Linked DNA regions of Homo sapiens: region 1 is linked to region 2. The links are chromatin loops, found by intact Hi-C in ENCODE. Cell type or tissue: GM12878. All regions are shown on one strand. Each heading gives the region's core, and the rest is flanking DNA. Links, peaks and the distances in the headings are about the cores only. Region 1 overlaps OSBPL1A (oxysterol binding protein like 1A). Region 2 has its middle 28 kb from the start of HRH4.

The links. Peaks named below come from ENCODE experiments on the same cell type or tissue, not always from the same donor. Only the 100,000 strongest peaks of a DNase experiment are listed, where the experiment ranks them.
Region 1: a loop joins it to region 2, with 11 times the contacts of the local background. A loop is called at or near these places in 42 of 110 quality-filtered maps.

The regions. Positions count from the first base shown.
Region 1 is chr18:24,173,973-24,178,972 of GRCh38, forward strand. It overlaps OSBPL1A (oxysterol binding protein like 1A), which reads right to left. Exons shown (of 28, transcript NM_080597.4): 21 at 4,041-4,223. Among named protein-coding and RNA genes, the nearest start is that of CABYR, 37 kb to the left of the region's middle. In GM12878, for the core only: a CTCF peak has its summit at 2,959 (motif pointing right); a DNase peak (open chromatin) is centred at 3,159; H3K4me3 peaks cover 1,106 bases; H3K27ac peaks cover 675 bases.
Region 2 is chr18:24,480,890-24,497,051 of GRCh38, forward strand. No RefSeq gene overlaps it. Among named protein-coding and RNA genes, the nearest start is that of HRH4, 28 kb to the left of the region's middle. RefSeq lists a silencer at 11,092-11,151 and an enhancer at 11,332-11,501. In GM12878, for the core only: CTCF peaks have their summits at 6,951 (motif pointing right) and 8,202 (motif pointing left); DNase peaks (open chromatin) are centred at 7,032 and 8,122.

The DNA.
Region 1 (5,000 bases), core at 1-5,000, 310 kb before region 2:
TCCAGACGTCATATAAATGTAGATTACCTTTTGAGATTAGCATCTTCAATTTGTATAATGCACCTGAAATTCATCTGTGTTGTTCTACGTATCAGTCTTTGTGCTGAGTAGGATTCCGCTGTATGGATATGCCACAGTTTGTGTGACCATTCACCCACTGAAGGGCATGTGGGCTGTTTTCAGTTTTTGGTGATGATGAATAATGCTACTGTAAACATTTGTATACAGGTTTTGGGATGAACGTAAGTTTCCATTTCTCTAAGGCAAATACCTAGGTGTGATATTGCTGAGTCATGTGGTAAACATAAGGTTAACTGGATGAGAAACTGCCAAACTGTTCTCCAGGGTGGCTCTACCATTTTACATTCCAACACCAACAATACACAGGTTGAGCATTCCAAATTCAAAACTTGGACATCTGAAATGCTCCAAAGTCTGAAACTTTTTGAGCACTGACATGACACTCAAAGGAAATGGTCACTGGAGTATTTCAGATTTTGGAATTTTGGATTTGAGATGCTAAACCAGTAGGTATATTGCAAATATTACAAAATCTGAAAATATTCAAAATCCAAAACACTTTTGGTATATTTTAAAAAACGGATACTCAACCTGTATGAGATTTCTAGCTCCTCCACATCCTTGTCAGCACTTGGTATTGTCAATGTTTACAATTATTTTGATTTTAGACATTGTAATAGGTATAAATATAAATTGTAATAGGTATAAATAGGATAGCTCATTGTGGTTTTAACTCTGCAGTTCTCTAATAACTGATGCTGTTGAACATCTTTTTAAATTTTTATTTATTTTTTTTTAGAGATGAGGTCTTATTCTACTACCTAGGATGGAGTGCAGTGGTGGATCATAGCTCACTGCAGCCTCGAACTCCTCGGCTCAAGTGACCCTCCTGCCTTAGCTTCCCTAGTAGCTATGACTACAGGCATGTGTCCCCATGCCTGGCTAAATTTATTTTACTTTATTTTTTTAGAGACGGATTTTCACTATGTTGCCTAGGCTGGTCTTGAACTCTTGGCCTCAAGCAATCCTCCTGCCTCAGCCTCCTAAGTAACTGGAATTATAGGTGTGAGCCACTGCAATCAGCTGACTTCATGTGCTTATTTGCCATGTGTATGTATATATATATATATATATATATATATACACATATATATATATATATGAAGTATCTATTCATTTTTTATTGTTCTTTTTTGTTGTTGTTGTTCCAGAGACAGGGTTTCACTCTGTTGCCCAGGCTGGAATACAATGGCGCAATCATGGCTCACTGCAGCCTCGAACTCCTGGGCTTGAGAGATCCTCCCACCTGAGCCTCCCAAGCAACTGGGACTATAGGTGCATGTCACCAAACCTGGCTATTTTTAAAATCTTTTACTAGAGACAAGGATCCCACTATGTTGCCCAGGCTGGTCTCTAACTCCTGGGCTCAAGTGATCCTCCCACTTCAGCCTCCCAAAGTGCTGGGATTACAGGCATGAGTCACTGCGCCTGACCTTATCATTTCTTACTGTTGAGTTTTAAGAATTCTTTATATATTGTGGCTACAAGTCCTTTGTTGGCTATATGATTTGCAAATAATTTTTACTATTCTATAGTTTATCTTTTCATTCTCTGAACAGTATCTTTCGATATAAGGTTTTTAATTTAATAACATCTAATTTATCACTTTTTGTCTTTTATGGGTTATAATTTTGGTATCATATCCATAAGAGTTCTTTGCCTAATCCAAAGTTGTAAGAGTTTCTCCTATGTTTTCTTCCAAAACCCTTAGTTTTACATTTTACGTAAATGATCTATTTTGAGCTGATTTTTGTAAAAGGCGTGAGGTCTAGTTTGAGGTTCATTTTTTAACATATAGATGTCCAACTGTCTCCATAGCACAGATGGTTGTCTGTGGAAAGGACTATTCTTCTTAGCTGTATTGCCTTTGCAGCTTTGTCAAAAATCAACTGACCACATTTCTGCGGGTCAATTTCTGGATTCCCTTCCCCGTCGCATTAATCTATACTTTGTCTATAGTTTGGCCACCACCACACTGTCTTGATTACAACAGCTTTAGCATTAAGCCTTAAAATTGGGTAGTGGGAGTCCATCAATTCTGTTCTTCCTTTTCAAAATTATTTTGGCTGTTCTGTCATTTGCCTTTCCATACAAACTTAGAATTCGTAAGTTAGAATCAACTTCTCTGTATCTATTAAAAATCATCTTGGGATTTTGATTTGGACTGTGCTCATACAGACTGCTTATAGATCAGTGAGGGGTGAACTGACATCTTAACTATAATTGAGGCTTCCAAATATATCGAGACAGTGTGTCTCTGCATTACTGAGGTAATTCTTGATTACTTTCAACAGTATCTTGTAGTTTTCAACATACACATCCTTTACATATTTTGACATTTGCATTCTGCCATTGAGCCTATCCCAGTTATTATATTCTATTACTATATTTTTAGTACTAAAATTTCCAAAAATACTTCTATTTTTTTTTTTTGGCTAAAATGTCTTTTTCTATTTTAGTTTGTTGAGATTTTCCTGTTGCTTGGTATGCTGAATGATTTTGGATTGTATTCTGCACACCTGAATATTGTAAGACTCTGTCCTCTTAACCTCTTCTGGAGAATACTGATAAAAATTTTTTTTAGTAGGCAATTAACAGAGTTTCAGGCCAGAAGTCCTGACTCTCCTCCTGTGAGCTTTCATTCCAGTGTCAGTTTAATTTTCAAAGCCTCTGTAGTGCTGCTCAGATCCACCCCTCAATAGCCATCCAGGGACCTGGCTCTCAGGCCACACAGCATTTCAGATCCTGAGGCCCTTGTGTACCCTTCTGGGTCATTTCAATGCATGTGTGTAGGGATGAGCGTAGGAACTCATAATGCAGCTTCAGGGGACCCCTTTCTTGAGCTCCCTCCTCTTTGTGGTTTCCCCAACACTCTTAGACACCAGGGGGCGCTTTCTCTCCCCTCCGGCTGGCAAGCTGGGGTTTGAGCCTCTCTGCTCTGTCTTGTATCTCCCACAACTAGGTCTTCTTCTGGGGCAAAGGGGTAAAAGAAAAGAAAGAAAAACAAGTAACAGGAATTCTCTCACACTCTTTGAACCCCAGGGGTTCCTTTACTCAGTTTCTCTGGCCAAAGAGAAGGACTCTGAGGTACGTGTGTGATTGCCACAGCCACCATCGCAGCAGGAGTGTAGCTACAGACCCTAGTGCTTGCTTTGGGGCAAGGCTGTGAGACAAAATTAAAACAGGATTTCCCCTATTCTCTACTTCCTGCAAGGGTATCTTTCTAGGTCCTTTAATTAGAAAGAAAGAATTACTCTCAGAACTTTTTCGGTCGGCCTCTAATCCCCAGTTCTGCAATTTGCTGCTCTGATTCTGAGCCAGATTTGGGAGAAATATATAAAACCAGTAAACTCACTGCCATATTGGTGTTCAGGTTTTGATTTCTCTCCCCAGTCTGCCTGCTACTATCTACTTTTCAGAGTCTTTGGGTTGTTGCTTTGTCTTCTGTCCGGGGTATCTAGTTGTAATCAGTGTTAAAGAGATAGGGTATCGTATGCTTATTCTCTCCTAACTGGAATTAATTGTGGATTTAAAGCTAATCTTACAAAAGAAGAGAACTCCCAATTTATCTAACGCCTAACATGTGCCACACAATTGTCATTTCATTATTTCTCAGAGTGAATTCATTTTGAAAGATCTGTAAACAAAACATTGGCACAAGGATATAAAAAAGCATGTTTCATAAGAACTGTCATGAAGCAATTAACTCCATCGATCTTAAAATAGATCCAAACACCAGAGTCAAAAATCAAGTTAAACTATTTACACATACCCAGATTAATTAGCAATGGCTACTGCCATGTTTCTCAAATTCTTTTACATAGACGTAGACAGTTTGCACTGTATGAAAGCTGTTTCTTTTTCTCCAGCTTTTGAACAGTAAGGTCAGCTGAGTGTGCATGTCTACACTTACAGGCAGGTCTACATGAAAAGAGTGTAATGGCTTGATCAGAACTCACTCAAGGAGCTCCAAGGTGATGGTTCCTTTGGGTTCTGCTTCTACACTCTTCCCCCAGAATTTCAGTTTGGGATAGATAGAGCCATGAAAGATGAAGTCATTGTTTAATCCTTCAGCATGAAATGCACTGATTGGTGGGTGATGGCTGACCTGTTCGGAGATGAGTCTAAATCCAAGGTCATCTCTTAAGATTTAAAAAAAAAAAAAAAGAAAAAAAAAAGCAACATTATAATTAACTCTATCATTAAACATGTACATAATTGCCCTTTCAAAGTAAACAATTCTTTTGTTGTTGTTGTTGAGACAAAATCTTGCTCTGTCGCTCAGGCTGGAGCAGTGGCGTGATCTTGGCTCACTGCAACCCCTGCCTCCCAGGTTCAAGCACTTCTCCTCCCTCAGCCTCTCGACTAATTGGGATTACAGGCATGCACCACCACACCTGGCTAATTTTTGTATTTTTAGTAGAGACGGGGGTTTCATCATGTTGGCCAGGTTGGTTTCGAACTCCTGACCTCGTGATCAACCCACCTCAGCCTCCCAAAGTGCTGGGATTACAGGCATGAGCCACCATGCCCGGCCAACAATTCTTTATTCTCATTGCAATGAAACAACTTCATATATGAGAAATTATACAAATGCAACCCAAACCACCAAATCCAATGTTGTAATGCTAGCTACTTGAACAAATTAAAACAAAGAACACCCAGATGAATTTGAATGATTTGCATGAAAAAATATTAGTCATGTAAATTTAAAACACATCATTCCTTTTACATTAGAGAAATCTAGTGTGTCCACTTTCAAACATCTAGGGAATAAATGAGATCAAAACTTGTGCAGAGAAGAGGAGGAACGCATAGAAAAACTAAAGCCAAATAAAGTCCCTTAATCATATATAAACAAGACACAGGCTAGCTCAAGCAAACAGAACTGCACTTACAGATGCAGTCATTGGCTTCAT
Region 2 (16,162 bases), core at 4,350-9,349:
AGATTCTGCAGGAACAGGAATTTTCCTTTGGGCTTCTCTTAGTACACCACCAGGCACTCCACAGATGCTCAGTAGATGCTTACTGAAAAGGCATACTTGAGGCATTTTCATTCAAACAGAAGGTGAATCCTAGCTTTAAAATTCAAGTATTTAATATTTGCACTAGAGGAACTTTAGAATATTTTTTCCATTATAATAAAAGTAATGTGTATTTATTGTAAGAAGAAAAGACAATACTAAAACAATTCATATATACAAAGAGTAGCCATAATTATTAGTTTGGTGAATGTATTAGTCTGTTCTAGCATTGCTATAAGGAACTACCTGAGACTGGGTAATTTATAAAGAAAAGAGGTTTAATTGACTCACAGGTCAGCAGGCTGTACAGGAAGCATGCCTGGGAGGCCTCAGGAAGCTTACAATCATGGCAGAAGGTGGAGACAAACCAGGCATGTCTTACGTGGCCAGAGCAGGAGGAAGAGAGAGAAGGGGAAGCTGCTACACACTTTTAAACAACCAGGTCTGTTGAGAACTCACTATCATGATACCAGCAAGGGGGAATCTGCCCCCATCATCCAATCACCACCAGGCCTCTCCTCCAACATGGGGGATTACAATTTGATATAAGATTTGGGCGGGGACACAAATCCAAACCATATCAGTGTAGATGTTTCTAAAGAAAAAAATATATAATGTAATCTCATTTTTTGGAAACACATATTTGCATATATAAATTTCTAAAGATATCTTCAGGCAAATGCTTTCATAAAATGAAGCCTTCTGTTCTAGAATGAGTAATTACTGCTCTCTCCCCCAAACATGGCAGGCTTATAAAATCTGATTTTTAAATATTTATTTGCTCATCTTAAATCCAGACCCAAATCCACTGGCATAATTGGCAGAACATTCCTAAGAATATTGGCTTCTAAGTATTGTCTTCAGTTGGTGTGTATAGAAATGGACCCCTGAAGAGTGAAGAAGGGCTTTGGGATATAAATGCTGATTAGGAATGACACTGTAGGTCAAATGGTTTTTTTTGTTTGTTTTTTTGTTTTTGAGATGGAGTCTTGCTCTGTTTCCCAGGATGGAGTGCAACAGCGTGATCCTGGCTCACTGCAAACTCTGCCTCCCAGGTTCAAGCGATTCTCCTGCCTCAGCCTGCCGAGTAGCTGGGATTACAGGTGCCCACCACCACGCCCAGCTAATTTTTGTATTTTTGGTAGAGATGGGGTTTTGCCATGTTGGTCAGGCTGATCTTGAACTTCTGACCTCAGGTGATCTGCCAGCCTCGGCCTCCCAAAGTGGTGGGATTATAGGCGTGAGCCACCGAGCCCAGCTGGTTAAGTGTTTTTATGGGTCATGAAGCTTTCGTCATAAGTAGCTGAAGTATCCTAATAGCAATTTTTTTTTTTTGAGATGGAGTCTCACTCTGTTGCCTAGGTTGGAGTGCAGTGGTGCAATCTAGGCTCACTGCAGCCTCTGCCTCCTGGGTTCAAGTGATTCTCTTGCCTCAGCCTCCTGAGTAGCTGGGTAGCTGGGATTATAGGTGCCTGCCAACAAGCCCCAGCTAATTTTTGTATTTTAGTAGAGACAGGGTTTCACCATGTTGGCCAGGCTGGTCTTGAACTCCTGACCTCAGGTGATCTGCCCACCTCGGCCTCCCAAAGTGCTGGGATTACAAGCATGAGCCACCACATCCGGCCCTAATTGGGATTTTACAGAACTATTTTTGTGGCTTTTCAGTAACAATTTTCCTGTAGTAAAGATCTTGGTATTTGAAGAAACCTTTTTTCACATTATGATTTCAGAAAAAGAATTTCTAGAATACAAAGAAAATTTTTATTCTAATAATTGCTATCAGTCAAAGTTGAATGAAGAAAAGAGAAACCATGTTAATTATTTCAAGCAGAAGAAATTTAATGCGGGGAATTGGTTAACCCAGAGATTAATACTTTGAGAAAAGAGCTAACATCTTAGGTATTGAGAGAATATAAGGGGAGAAGTGATGTTATCAAAATCTAGGATCTTGGAGAAGTATCTGGAGGACTGATGCTTGGATTTCTGATTGATTTGTGATGCTTTGTGGTTAGGGCTTGGGCATCCCAAGGGATGGGGCCAGCTGGTGCTCAGACTGCCACATGGGGTTGAGGGACAGCCGTGGCGGCTGCAGCTGGTCCCTCGGATGGGGTACATTGAAGTAGGAGGCTTGTTGTGCACTGCTGCTGGAGAGATGTCAACTCACGCTAGAAGTGCTAAGTGAGTTTCTTCTCAGTACCTCCCATCTTCCTATTTCTTGCCCGTGTTTTCCATTGGTGGAAGCTAACTGAGAACCAGTTGATGAGAGAGTCTGAGAAGTAGGTGTGACTCCTAGCTCCAGCCTTATGGTGTGGTATCTGAAAAGGTGGGCTTGAAGCTTATAGACAACAGAGAAATAACTGGCAAATGCATCGTGTGTTTAAGCATAATAATGTAGAACTTTGGCCTTTAGGGATTCACACCTACAGTTTCAACTGTACCATAAGCAGCCTACCACTCCATTACATATTGTAATTTGTAGTTTTCTTTTTCTTTTCTTTTCTTTTTTTTTGAGACAGAGTTTCACTCTGTCGCCCAGGCTGGAGTGCAGTGGCACAATCTCAGCTCACTGTAGCCTCTGCCTCTCGGGTTCAAACCATTCTCCTGCCTCACCCTCCCAAGTAGCTAGGGCTACAGGTGTGAGCCACCATGCCCAGGTAATTTTTGTATTTTTAGTAGAGATGGGGTTTCCCTATGTTGGCCAGTCTGGTCTTGAACTCCTGGCCTCAAGCGATCCACCTGCCTCAGCCTCCCATAGTGCTGGGATTACAGGTGTGAGCCACTGCCCCCAGCTAGTAATTTGTATTTTTCTTAAGGCACAAATTCAAATCATGTTCCATTAGGTGGGTATGCTGAGTGACTTGGCTGCGAAACCTAGCACCCTTGTGCCAGTGAAGTTTTCTCTGTTCCTGTTAGCAATGCTTACGAAGTGTCTAACATTTTTTTGTGTTGTTGATGGAGGTGAGGGAGGAATGAGGAACTCCAAGAAGGTGTGGAGCAGTGGCTCAGCTCTGAATTCGGTGAGTTCGCTCTACATTTCATAACAGAGGTTCCAAGAGTTCATGGATGCATCTGGTCAATACGATGAGTTGAATTTGTTGTCATGAATTATAAATGGGAAAATTTCTCCTTAAAATTGGGATTTTAGCTTTTTTTTTTCTTTTTTTGCCTGAAAAAAATTGAAAGATTCAGTGATATTGGGCCCACATTCTCTCAAGAAAACAATTTGCTGAATCCGGTAGTGGACAGAGACACCCGTCAGCCCCCAGGGTTCCACTTTCCTCATTTAGGCCTTTTCATGTGCCGGTTTCTCCCTTTTGACATCCAGATTGCAACCCCTACTCTACAAGTAAAAAGAAAGTGATTCATGAAATTATTTTAGTGAGTACCCCGGAAAGTACAAACATTGCCTTTTCTGTTGGAAATTTTATGTTCTCGGGGGTTCATCAATTAGGATTCTCTTGGATACAAATGATAGAAACACAATTTGAACCACCTGGGCAAAAGTGAGCTAATTGGCTTTTACAACCAAAGTACATAAAGACAGTGGTGGGAGCTGACCCCAGGGAAGGCCAAAGCCAGAGATTCCAACAACTTCATTTTCTCAGACTGCCTTCTGCACAGGGCTGGAACGATGGATGCCTGTGTTCCTCTTAATCGGATAGAAAAAGGGTCTCTCCTAGTAACACTGAGAAAAAAATGCTGGAAAAAATCAATAGAGTGCCCAGCTGGTATCTTGTGCATGTCACTGAACCAGTCTCTAGAGGGGAGGGTGGATGCCAGGACTGCCCACCTATGTCAGTTCCTCTTCCTGGCAGGGAAGTAGGATCTGCTCTTTTCAAACCAGGTGAGCAGAAGAGGGAGGAACAATTTCCTCAAATGAAGGGGTGTACGGTTACCAGAAGAAGAAGGTAGACAGTCTGGGCAATATAGCAGAACCCCATCTCTGCAAACAAATTAGCTGGGCCTGGTGGTGTGTGCCTGTGATCCCAGCTACTCGGGAGGCTGAGATGAGAGGACTGCTTGAGCCTGGGAGGTCTTAGGCTGCAGTGAGCCATGATTGCACCAGTGCACTCCAGCCTGTGTGACAGAGTGAGAAAGAAAAAACAAAAGAGGAGGTAGAGATAATAAATGTCTACTCTGAGGGTTATTCAAAAATTGGAGCTGTCGTGAAGATCTGATTGTCTTCCTTGTACACATTGTGCAGACCTTCCACAATGTGCAGACCTTCCACAGCCTTTGCACTATGACTGTATCCCCACCCTTTGCATTCTGACTTCGTAGCTTCTTCCATCAAGAGTGACTTGCTTTGGCCAACAGACTGCTGTCAACAGGCAGTGAAAATGACACCTTGCCAGTTCCAAGCCTAGCCTCAAGAAGCCTGTGCCCATCTGTTCTATCTCTTGGCAGTTTTCCCAGCTGCCAGGTGAACATGTCCCAGGCTAGACTCCTGGAGGATGAGAGACCACGTGGAGCAGAATCAAGGTGTCTTAGGTGAGGCCATCTAAGACCAGCCAGCCTCACTCAGGCTAACTCAGCAGCTGATTGAAGATGCGTGGGCAATCCCAGGCAAAATGAGATCAGCTGAAGGAAGCCTAGCATGGCCTAGACAAGAAGAATCACCCAGCTGACCCAGAGACTCCTGAGCAATGATAAGACTACATTCTGGGAGTGTTTGCTATTCAGCAATAGCTAACTGACATGTCAAGCAGTTACCCTGGTGTGTATTAAACAGCCTCCGAAAGTTGAGTAGAAAAGAGAAGCAGATATTTACATTGCTTATTCTTGTGTGATAGCTAAGACAGAAGCTACTGAACATTATCATGCAAGAGAACCAACTTTTTTTTAAGGTCATGACTATTTCTCAATATTCATTGAGAAATGATTTAGTGGTAAAGATAATTGATTTTGAAATATCGTAAACTACACAACATAACAATAGTAGGATAGAGGCACCCAAGAGAGTAAAATTGTACTGTGAGAATGGAAGAGGAAGGGCATCGCAGGGAAAAACAGGCTGTTCTTAGCTATGAGCATCTTTCCCTGAATTACCTCATTCAGTCTCTTCAAGTTTCCACCTTGAGTCATATACTGCAACCTAAGGACTGCTTATGCACTTTGTATTAAATAGTGCCTTTTTAAAAAATGCATTTCTCCTTGCTTATGTTCATAGTCATTTCTTCACATGCTTCTACTTCTGTGAGGGAATAAAAGAAGAAAGGGGACCTTAAAGAGAACCAGCCCATTTGGTTAAAGATTAGTAGCTCTTGTGAAAGGATTAGTAGAAGGAGTCGGCTTTATCTCTTATTTCAAATTTCCAAACCGCCTGTTCTCTGCTCTCTTACTAAATTTCACAGTTGATCATAAAAGAAAACAACCTGCAAAATAAGTTTAGGGTAACTGTGAACATTTTTCTGATATTCACCCTTACTGAAACTTTCCAATAGGCAAGATAAAGATGTAAAAAAAAAAGATATGCTTTTTCCTCCATAGGAAGACACTTACCAGTTTCTTCTTAGATAACTGGAAACAAATGTTTTTAAAATTATTACTCTGTCTTTCCTGTTTCCTTGCCTCCAATGTAGGCCATCTGGGTCATGGCCCAGTTAGATGGGTGGTTGCAGGTTCTACGTTTCCTGGCCTCTCATTTCTGGAATCAAGTTGGTGTGAGTACAATTCTTATTTTGTATTTTTTTTCCATTTAGCGTCACATGGATGATCTGAAGTTCTGAAGGCCATATTCTTCTAGCCCATTCTCGAGACTGAGGAAAATCCCTGATGCTTTGAGACGATAGCCCCTAGCCAGGTTCATAGCATGGAGTGGTTACTAGGGGACGGGGTAGGCAGAGCCCTTGCCTTCAAGGAGTTAGAGATCGCCTGGCACGGAGTCAACAGGAACGTGAGCATGAATGTGCGCCGCAGTGAAGTGACATAGCTTGATTAATTGCTTCTTTTATAGTACTATTTGTAGGGACGCAAGAGAGGGCAGTGCTGTACAGCTGCCCCACTGCAGAGCAGCCCTGCTTGGCCCTGTATCTTTTCAGGCAACCCAGTCCTTCCACAGCAAGGCTGTGTAGCTGATGTCTTGGACATTGTATAGACAAGGCTTTGACTGGAGAAGGCTGAAATAGGATTTGCATGGATAATGGTAATGCAGAAATTTAGGTACGGTACTTACTCCACCAGCACAGGGATGAATGGCCTCATTCCTTAGAAACAAATGGATGAAGAGAGTAGTTGACTTGCCTCCGGCAGCACAATCAGCAGGTGCTGAAGCCAGAACTTGAATTCAGGGATCTGAAACTTGAGTCCAGGTGCTGAAGCTTCATCCCACACTGTCTCTCGACTCTCAGGGGGCTCTGTTCACACCATTCTCACATAGGGAAGTTAATAAGACAGAGCATGTAGAAAGAGGTGACTGGTAAGTGGACCAAACAAAAAACTGAATCAAATCAAATCAAAACAAAACAAATCGCCTGGGCGTGGTGGCTCACGCCTGTAATCCCAGCACTTTGGGAGGCCAAGGTGGGTGGATCACTTGAGGTCATGAGTTGGAGACCAGCCTGGGCAACATGGTGAACAAAAATTAGCCGTGCGTGGTGGTGAGCACCTGTAGTCCCAGCTACTCAGGAGGCTGAAGTGGGAGGATCATTTGAGCCTAGGAGGTCGAGGCTGCAGTGAGCTGAGATCACCCCACTGCACTCCCGCCTGCACCACAGAGAGAGATTCTGTCTCAAAAAAGAAAAAACAACAAACAAACAAACAAACAAACAAACCCCAAACAAACAGGACCAAAACTAAAAAGCAAATCTAAATCAACAAAATCCCGAAGTTAGGTCTTTCCCCCATCCATGTCAGCAGTCTCTGTGTTGTCCACCAGATGTCAGTAGCTCCACATAGTTTTTCTCTGTTCTGGTTCTGTCTGTGCAGCTACTGAGTACACGGGTAGGGTTGTTTTGTGTTACAATGTAAAGCAGTCTGATCACAGCACCCCACTCACTTCTCAATATTTTGTATTAAATTAAACTCAGAAAATCAGTTAAGGCTACATAAACGCCCTAAAAAATGATAAAACAATGACTTCTCCTTCTCCCCTGCTAGAAGGTAAGGCTGCCCCAGGTGCTCACATGAGGGCATACGTGCACACACACGCACTTCGCTGCATCCACCCCCACACCTGCCCTCTCCACGCGTGACACACTTCTGTTCATCCACACAGACACAGGCCCACACCAACCCACACATATCCACCCCCAATATCCACTCCACACACCACACAACCCACCCCATCCACCTCCTATCCACATTACACACACACACACACACACACACACACACACCTCGCTGCCCTGTGACATTACAAACCAGAATCACTTCTTCAAGAATCCCTTAAAATCCCCTGAGACTATAAGGTAAGTAGAAAAGTTTTTTCTGTATCTATGTCATTAGTGTCATTCCTGAATCTTTCCTAACAATATTAAAAACTACCGGCTTTTTTTTTTTTTTTTTGATGAAGTCTTGCTCTGTCACCTAGGCTAGAGTGCAGTGGCATGATCTTGGCTCACTGCAACCTCCACCTCCCAGGTTCAAGCGATTCTCCTGCCTCAACTTCCTGAGTAGCTGGGATTACAGCCCGCCACCATGCTCGGCTAATTTTTGTATTTTTGGTAGAGATGGGGTTTCACCATATTGGCCAGGCTGGTCTCGAACTCCTGACCTCAGGCGATCCACCCCACCTTGGCCTCCCAAAGTGCTGGGATTACAGACATGAGCCACTGTGCCCCAACTAAAAGCTTTTGGCTTTTTAAAAATAGCCACACTCCAGGACCTCCACAACTTTAAAAAAATCTTACTTCCTCAAAATCCACTGAAAAAAGGTACTTCTTATCTTACCCATTCACAAACCTATGTCCATCTTTCCTAAACAATTCTTCTGTTGGCATTTCTCTTATATCTACTCTTACATCCCCAGTTCCCAGTGAGCTCTCAAAGTAGCTGTCTATTTCTTAGTAAAAACCACATGTTAAGTATCCAGTAAATTCAAGATCTCTAACTTCAAATATCTCCCCAGAAGCAGAATTTTCAACTTCTATTCTTTTTTTCCTTTACGAAAGCACCATCTACTGGCTATAGTTGGTATTGTAGCTCAGTTCCAGTTAATGCCCAACCCCAAAAGAAGCAACAGAGCTTCTTTTGTAATTAAATGATCAGGGTATAAACAGTGATACGATTTTTATTACAAAAATAGTTTCTAATTTCATATTACACCATTTTCCATGAATCTAATTCACATTTTATTTATTTATTTATTTTGAGACAGGGCCTCGCTCTGTTGCCCAGGCTGGAATGCAGTGGCACAATCTCAGCTCATTGTAGCCTCCACCTCCCGTGCTCAAGTGATTCTCCCATCTCAGCCCCCCGAGCAACTGAAGCTACAGGCATGTACCACCACGCCTGACTAATTTGTGTGTATGTGTGTGTGTGTGTGTGTGTGTGTTTTGTAGAGACGGGGCTTCACCATGTTGCCCAGTCTGGTCTCCAACTCCTGAGCTCAAGTGATCCGCCCACCTTGGCCTCCCAAAGCGTTGGGATTACAGGCATGAGCCACTGCGCCCGGCCTCTCATTACACATTTTAAGTCGTTATCTTTAGCCATGGGGTGACTTCCTTCTTGGTCACTGAGGCAGCATGTGCATGTTGGGGTGACGTTTACTGTTTCTATAAGTTGTACCAAAACATCTACTTAACCTTTTACATTTGTGCCATTCCTTCACATAAAGACATATGGTACCCCTTCCCCATCAAATCTTTATCTTACCCCACATATTTTATATTATTTAAATTGGGTCATCTGTTACACTCAAATTTTTGCTTTTATGAAACTCTGTCTTTGATAATATAATAGATGCTAATGGGGGAAATAATGTATGTTTTGGTGAAAATTGTTCTAAGGTCAAATTTTCAGGATTGATCTATTTCATGATGTAGGCATTATTTATAATTCACAAAATAAGCCTATTTCTCTTTTTTTAGACAGACTCTCACTCTGTCACCCAGGCTGGAGTGCAGTGGTTCGACCTTGGCTCAATGCAACCTCCACCTCCCAGGTTCAAGTGATTCTCCTGCCTCCGCCTCCTGAGTAGCTGGGATTACAGGCACGTGCCACCACGCCCAGCTAATTTTTGTATTTTTAGTAAAGACAGGGTTTCACCATGTTGGCCAGGCTGGTCTCGAATTCCTGACCTCAGGTGATCCACCCACAGTGGCCTCCCAAAGTGCTGGGATTACCGGCGTGAGCCACCATGCCCAGCTTGGCTTTTTAGATTTATTAAAAATTGCAACTGACTAGGGACAGTCCCAGATAGTGTTAATAGAGTTAATACGTTCATTCCATCTCTATCAATATGTGTTTTGTATACTAAAATCTTATGAGATTTTGTTCTGTAACTTGGGAAAGAGAAAGAAAAATATTTTGGAGAAGAAAATCGGGGAATAAAAGTGGGGAAAAAGGAGCTGGGAAGAAAGAGGAAGAAAAAGAAAGCAGTGTATAATGTAATTATCTTCCTGGCTTATATTTGAACTCCTCTGGATAGAGGAATGATGACCAGAAGTTATGAATTATTTTATAAACACAAAAGTTGATAAAACCTTTCAAAAGACACTTTGTGATTCTCTTGGCATAACAGAGCTGCCTTAGTGACCAGATGTCACAATGTGATACAGAGCCAGAGAGGAAGTCATTTTTGTCCATGATGCAAGGAACCCAGCATTTTGACAACCCAGATGGAATGTGGAGCTCCCATGGAAGAAACGTGTCATCTGGAGGCCTGCATAACCACTGCATTCTCCAGATGGGCACTGGAAGCGCTGAGGCTTCCCACCCAGAAGGTCCACGTGGTGGACAAGGGCAAGTGACAACCAGAGCCACGACTCAAAAGAGGGTGGCTGCTTCAGGCTGATTTCCTTTGACAGACTGGTTTATGGACGTGTGCAAGGGCCTCTCTTTGGGAACTGTCAGAAATGACAGGAGAGATACAAGAAGGTCAACGTCTGGAAATCCGACAAAATGGGCTTAATTCATTGTAATTTTGTTTGCTTTTAAAAAATTAAATCTCTGTCTATATGTGTATATATACATATTTTAAATACATATATATTTAAATACATATATCTGTATTTTAAATACATATATCTGTATTTTAAATACATGTATATTTAAATACATATATCTGTATTTTAAATACATGTATATTTAAAATACATATATCTGTATTTTAAATACATGTATATTTAAATACATATATCTGTATTTTAAATACATGTATATTTAAGTACATATATGTTTTTATATATACGTATATTAAAATACATATATGTATTTATATACATATAAAAACATATATGTATTTATATATACGTATATTAAATTACATATATGTATTTATATATACATATATTAATACATATATGTATTTATATATACATATATTAATACATATATGTATTTTATATATACATATATTTATTTATTTAAATACATATATGTATTTTATATATACATATATGTATTTTATATATACATATATGTATTTATTTAAATACATATATTTACATACATTTATGTATTTTAAATACCTCATTAGGTATTTAAAATGCATACAAATATAAAATAAATATAGGTATTTGAAATATATATAAAAATATAAAAAACATATAGGTATCTTAAATACCTAATGAGGTCTGGGATATCTGGGCAATGTCTATTAGCTTAACTAACAGCGTCAGTGATAACCCTTATTACCCATGGTAAGAAGCAAGCGGGTATAACATGGATAATTAGTACGTCCAGAGGAAATGGAGAGGGCATAGAACCCACTCGAGCTTCTATATTCCAATTACTTCCGGGATTGCGTGGATAAATAACATGGCTGTAAACAGGGGAGAGGGGATGAGAATAGTTTAAAACCCATGCATGTAGCTTGACTGATTGGTTCTAGAAGTTACCAGGGCATTGATCAGGGTTAGCGGGGCGCTTGGCTGATTCCTTCTGCAAAGCACATGCTAGTTTTCACACTTGCATGTGAAACGTCTAAAGCCATATCAGAACTGAGACAGGAAATGAAAGGTGATAAAACCACAGCCCCCCACTCCAGCTCCGCTCTGCACAGCTGCTCTGCTTCTTCACACAGGCCGACTTCAATGGAAGCTCGATGCATGCAGAACTGCCCAGGGACCTGGCCTCTTCACCTCATCACATTTTGAGGTGGGCAACACCAGCTTTTGAATCAGGAAGCAATTTGAAAATCAGTCATGTTTGGATCCCTCAGGCCTGGTTTCATCTGATTAATAAGCTCTGCTTTCAAAGCTCCCCCTGGACAGTCTCCCTCCCCAAACCCACTCTCCAAGTGTCTGCAAGCCGACTCCTCGGCTCCCTTTTGAGCAGGTCCAGCAATAGGAATCGGGCAGCCTTACCCAGAAGGACTAGCCCAGCATCGGCTGACCTTGCCAGGAGGAATTTCTCTCTCCAGCTTGAATTTCCTTCCTGCCTAACTTTAGGCCTTTACTGGGGACCACGCTCCCCTTTGACCACCCGGAATAAATCTCCCCTGCATCCCTGACAGCTGCTGATTTGGCTTCTTTCTTATTTTTTTTTTTAATTGAAAGTAAACCTTCAAAGTGGCCCAGCCACCTGAGAAGCTCGGCTGAGCGTGGCAGCTGGGCAGTGAACCTGAAACAGCGGCGCGGCGTTTCACCGGGTCCCCTCCCGCTCAGGGCAGAAATCATGGGGTTTTGTGGGCTGCCAGGGCCGCTTAGCTTTCAATTTAGCTTTTGCATTAGAAAAAGGGAATATGGACATGGGTCAAATGATTGTGGAGTGATTTTGAAAGTAGCTGTGTAACAGGCGAGAGATGGGGGCAGGGGGAGGTTTGATTTGCAGGCAGAATGCAAGTTTATTTATAAGAGAAATCTAGGGGTGTCTTTGTGCTTTCCTGTTAGACTCTTGGAAGCACTTTGAAGAAGGAAATAAAATTTAAAAAACATATTCAAATTTAACAATCAGTCTTGAACACCGGGAAGCGACAATGTACAGGATGGCACAGAGAGGGTCAAGATTGCTAGAATTTTCTTTTAGGGTCTTCTCCTTGTTACCTTGTTATTTTAAGCTGGTCACTTCAACTCTCTATATCTTCCCCCAAACACATTTTATTTTTGTTTTGGAAAGTTTTAAATATTCAGAAAAGTTGAAAAAATAATATAACAAGTTCATATCCACCACCTAGATTCAACAATGGTTAACATTTTTTTCCATATTTGTTTTGTTGTTTTGTTTTTATCTTTATGTGTACACACACACAGACCCCCCCCCCCCGCCCACACACAGACACATTTGCTGAAACATTAGAAAGTAAGTTACAGGCAGCATGACAATTTATCCCTAATTAAATACCCGAGCATGCATTTCCTAATACTAACATTCTCCTAAATAACCCCAATACAATGATCACACCTAAGATAATGAAAAAGAATTCCCTAATAACATCTAATATCCAGGCCATATTAAAACTTCTCCAAGTGATTCAAAACTGTCTCTGATAAGTGTTTTTTGTTTTGAACCAGGAGCCAATCAAGTTTCACCCGTTACATTTGGTTGTTGTCTTTTTAATCTCTTGCTCTCTCATCTCTCATTGAGGCAGAACCTACATACAAGTGTATAACCTTAAACCTGTACCTTGATCAATTTTTACATACTTATGTAAAAATTGTGACCCCTATATGACCACCAACCAGGTTGATATATGGAATATTTTTATTGCCCCTGAAGGTTGCCCCAAGCTGTTTCTCTGTCAATATGACCTCTTCCCCATCCCCTAGAAGGGGCAAGGGTATGAAACAACTGAACCTCCCAGATCCTTTGGCTGAAAGTGCAAATTGGTTGAACCACTTAGGAAAATTGTTGGCAGTATTTAAAACCCTTCAATAGATACTGATTCTATGAACCAGTAATTCGTCTCCTAAGTCTACACCACAGAGTTGCATATGCCATCAAAGACCCGTGCAAGAATGCTTACAACAGCTTTATTCACAATGTCCCCAAGTTGGAAATGTCACAGATATCCATCAACAATAAAATAGATAACTGAATTGTGGCATATGTATATACAAAGAAATGCTACACAGTAACAAAAGGAAAGAGATACTGCATCTTGCAATAGCATAGATGAATCTCAGACATGTTGAGTGAAAGAAGCTTGATACAAGAGCACAGGCTGTATGAATCCTTGTAGATGAAAGCCAAAAAGAGGCATAAACTATCATCGACTGTGACTGAAGTCTTTAGAGTCCTTTAATTAATAATCATCATGTTTTTTTTTCTCCCCCACGATATTTTCTCTTTGGAGAAAGTAGATGAGTTGTTTTGTAGAATATGTTACATTCTGGATTTGTCTGATTATTTTCTCATTGAACTTGACCCTTCACAACTGGGGACCCATGAGAGAATTGAGGTGTGTTGTCCTAAGGCACTCATTTTAGGTCGTGAATTAACTTCTATCCCATGCAACTAGAATAGTAGTAGTTATGTTCCATTCTTAGGAGAACTGACAATCATCACTCAACTCATATTCTGTGGATCCATGGTTCAGTTGAGGAACTAGCTGAGAAAGGCTTACTGAAAGATATTAAGGCTCAATTAGAGTCAAGTCATTTTGGGCAAGATTATTTTACAGTTGGTACCATTTACTTCCTACTGTATCATGCTGGGAGGCATTTAACATCAGGTTGTTACACCATTAGTGATGTGGTTGTGAGTTTGATTGTTTGGTTAAGGTGGTGACCACCTCAACCGCTTCATTGTAAAGAATGTTCTCCTTGGTCTCCATGGTTTAACAACCTTATTTGTCAACATGCAGTACTCATAGGCCAGTATCTCCCACTTGATGGAATGGTTTATTCTCAGCAAATTTAGCTACGAGGTAAAATTCTTCAAAGAAAATTGTTATTTCACCTACAAGAGCTTCACTCTAAAGTAGGAGCTTCATACCATAAACACACAACTGTAATAACACATTTGTAATCTTTAAGATTTTTAGATAACATCAAATGAATTCACTTCTTACTTGAGATAATCTGATAAACATCATTCATGACATTAAAACTGATCTAGGACATATGATTTTGCATTTATATACATTTGGTGGTGGTAAGTATTATGATAAAAATAGTGTTTAAATCATTGGCAGAAACTAAATTAAGGATTTCATGAATATACGTAGATCTTGGAGCTGGAAGAGATGTGTTTCAAAGCATTCTACAGTAGAAAAAATAACTCTTAAGAACTCACTCTTGTACTCTAACTTAAAGGAGGGAAAGTGGTTTAAGCATGATTATCAACAGATTTCATGCGAAGAAAATCATTTAAAGTGACTTAGATGGACTTTAGTGCATAATAATCACACCAATCCAGAAATTTCATGAAGAAAACGAAGGGTCACATCTCTGAGCAATCATAGCCAACCTATTCCAAGTCTTGACATCCTTGAGGCAGATTAAAGATGGACACAAATTGGTTGACAATCTTTCTTTCAAGAGATTGGGTCCATGTCTCCTTTCCCGGGAGATTGGTAGGCCCTGTAGCTGCTTTGACCGAGAGCATACAGTGCAGGTGAAGATGTGCACATTCCTGCACCCAAGTCTTCAAAGACTGGGAGCTACCTCTTACTATCTTTGGAAACACCCACTTCTGGAACCTAGCCATTGTGCTGCAGAAAGCCCCAGCAGTCCTGGGGAGGGGCCCATGTGGAGAAGAACTCAGACCCCTAACTCACATCTCTGATTCGGATCCCAGCTGATAGCTGGCACCAACTTGGCAGCCATGTGAGGGAACCATTCTTGAAAGTGGATCCTCTAGTCCTCGTTGGGCCACCTCAAATGATGCTTCATGGAGCAGAGGTGGCCATCTCTGCCAAGCCCTGAACATAATTGCAGATTGTGGAGTAAAATAAATAAGTATTCTTTTTTTTTTTTTTTTTTGAGACTGGGTCTTACTCTGTTGCCCAGGCTGTAGTGCAGTAGCATGATCTCAGCTCACTGCAACCTCCACTTTCCAGGCTCAAGTGATTCTTGTACTCAGCCTCCCAGGTAGCTGGAATTATAGGCATGCACCACCATGGCTGGCTAATTTTGGTATTTTTAGTAGAGATGGGGTCTCACCATGTTGGCCAGGCTGGTCTTGAACTCCTGATCTAAAGTGATCTGCCTGTCTTGGCCTCCCAAAGTGCTGGGATTACAGGTGTGAGCCATCACACCCGGCCGAAATGAGTATTATACTCAAGCTGCTGGGTCTTGGAGTCATTTCTTAGGTACCAAAGTTAATGCAACAATCCTTATTTGTTATATGGTGATAAACCTACTTGTCTTGTATACACAGAGAGGGTAAAATACAATAGTGTATATAAAAGTGGTTTTCAAACTATAAAGCAATTCTATGCCAATGTAAGGTGTAAGTATCTGCAAAAACCAACAGAATAGGAGGATTCTGTAAATATTACTGATCTGAAGTTGGCATATTGCTCTAATTTCTGTGGATCCCACCTCCTGAAGTTGGAAACAGTACCAGTTCCTTTTTTTTCCCTGTAGTTAAAATATGCATAGCAAAATTTACCATCTTAGTCATTTTAAAGGGTACAATTCAGCGGCATTCAGTACATTCACACTTTTGTGCAACCATCACCACCATCTACCTCCAGCCATCCAGTTCCTTTTCATAACAGGAAATACATCTCCATAACAAGTATGATTTTCCATTCTAAACTTGAAGTGAAGCTAAATCATCTCAGCATCATGCATGAGAGTGATAATTTAAAGAGTGAGACCATGTGCGCTAAAGACAGGTTTTCTGAGAGACTCTAAGGAATGGCAGCCCACTGTCTGCAATCGAGTCTGAGAACGCTCTTCTCCTTCTCAGAGCTGGTCCCATTCCCTGAGAGCTTCAATTACTCATGTCAGCATGGGGATGGGGGAATATTTAGAGAGCAATGAGCACTTATTAAAAAGGGCCAAGAGAGCAAGTTTTCAAAGCTAGAACACTC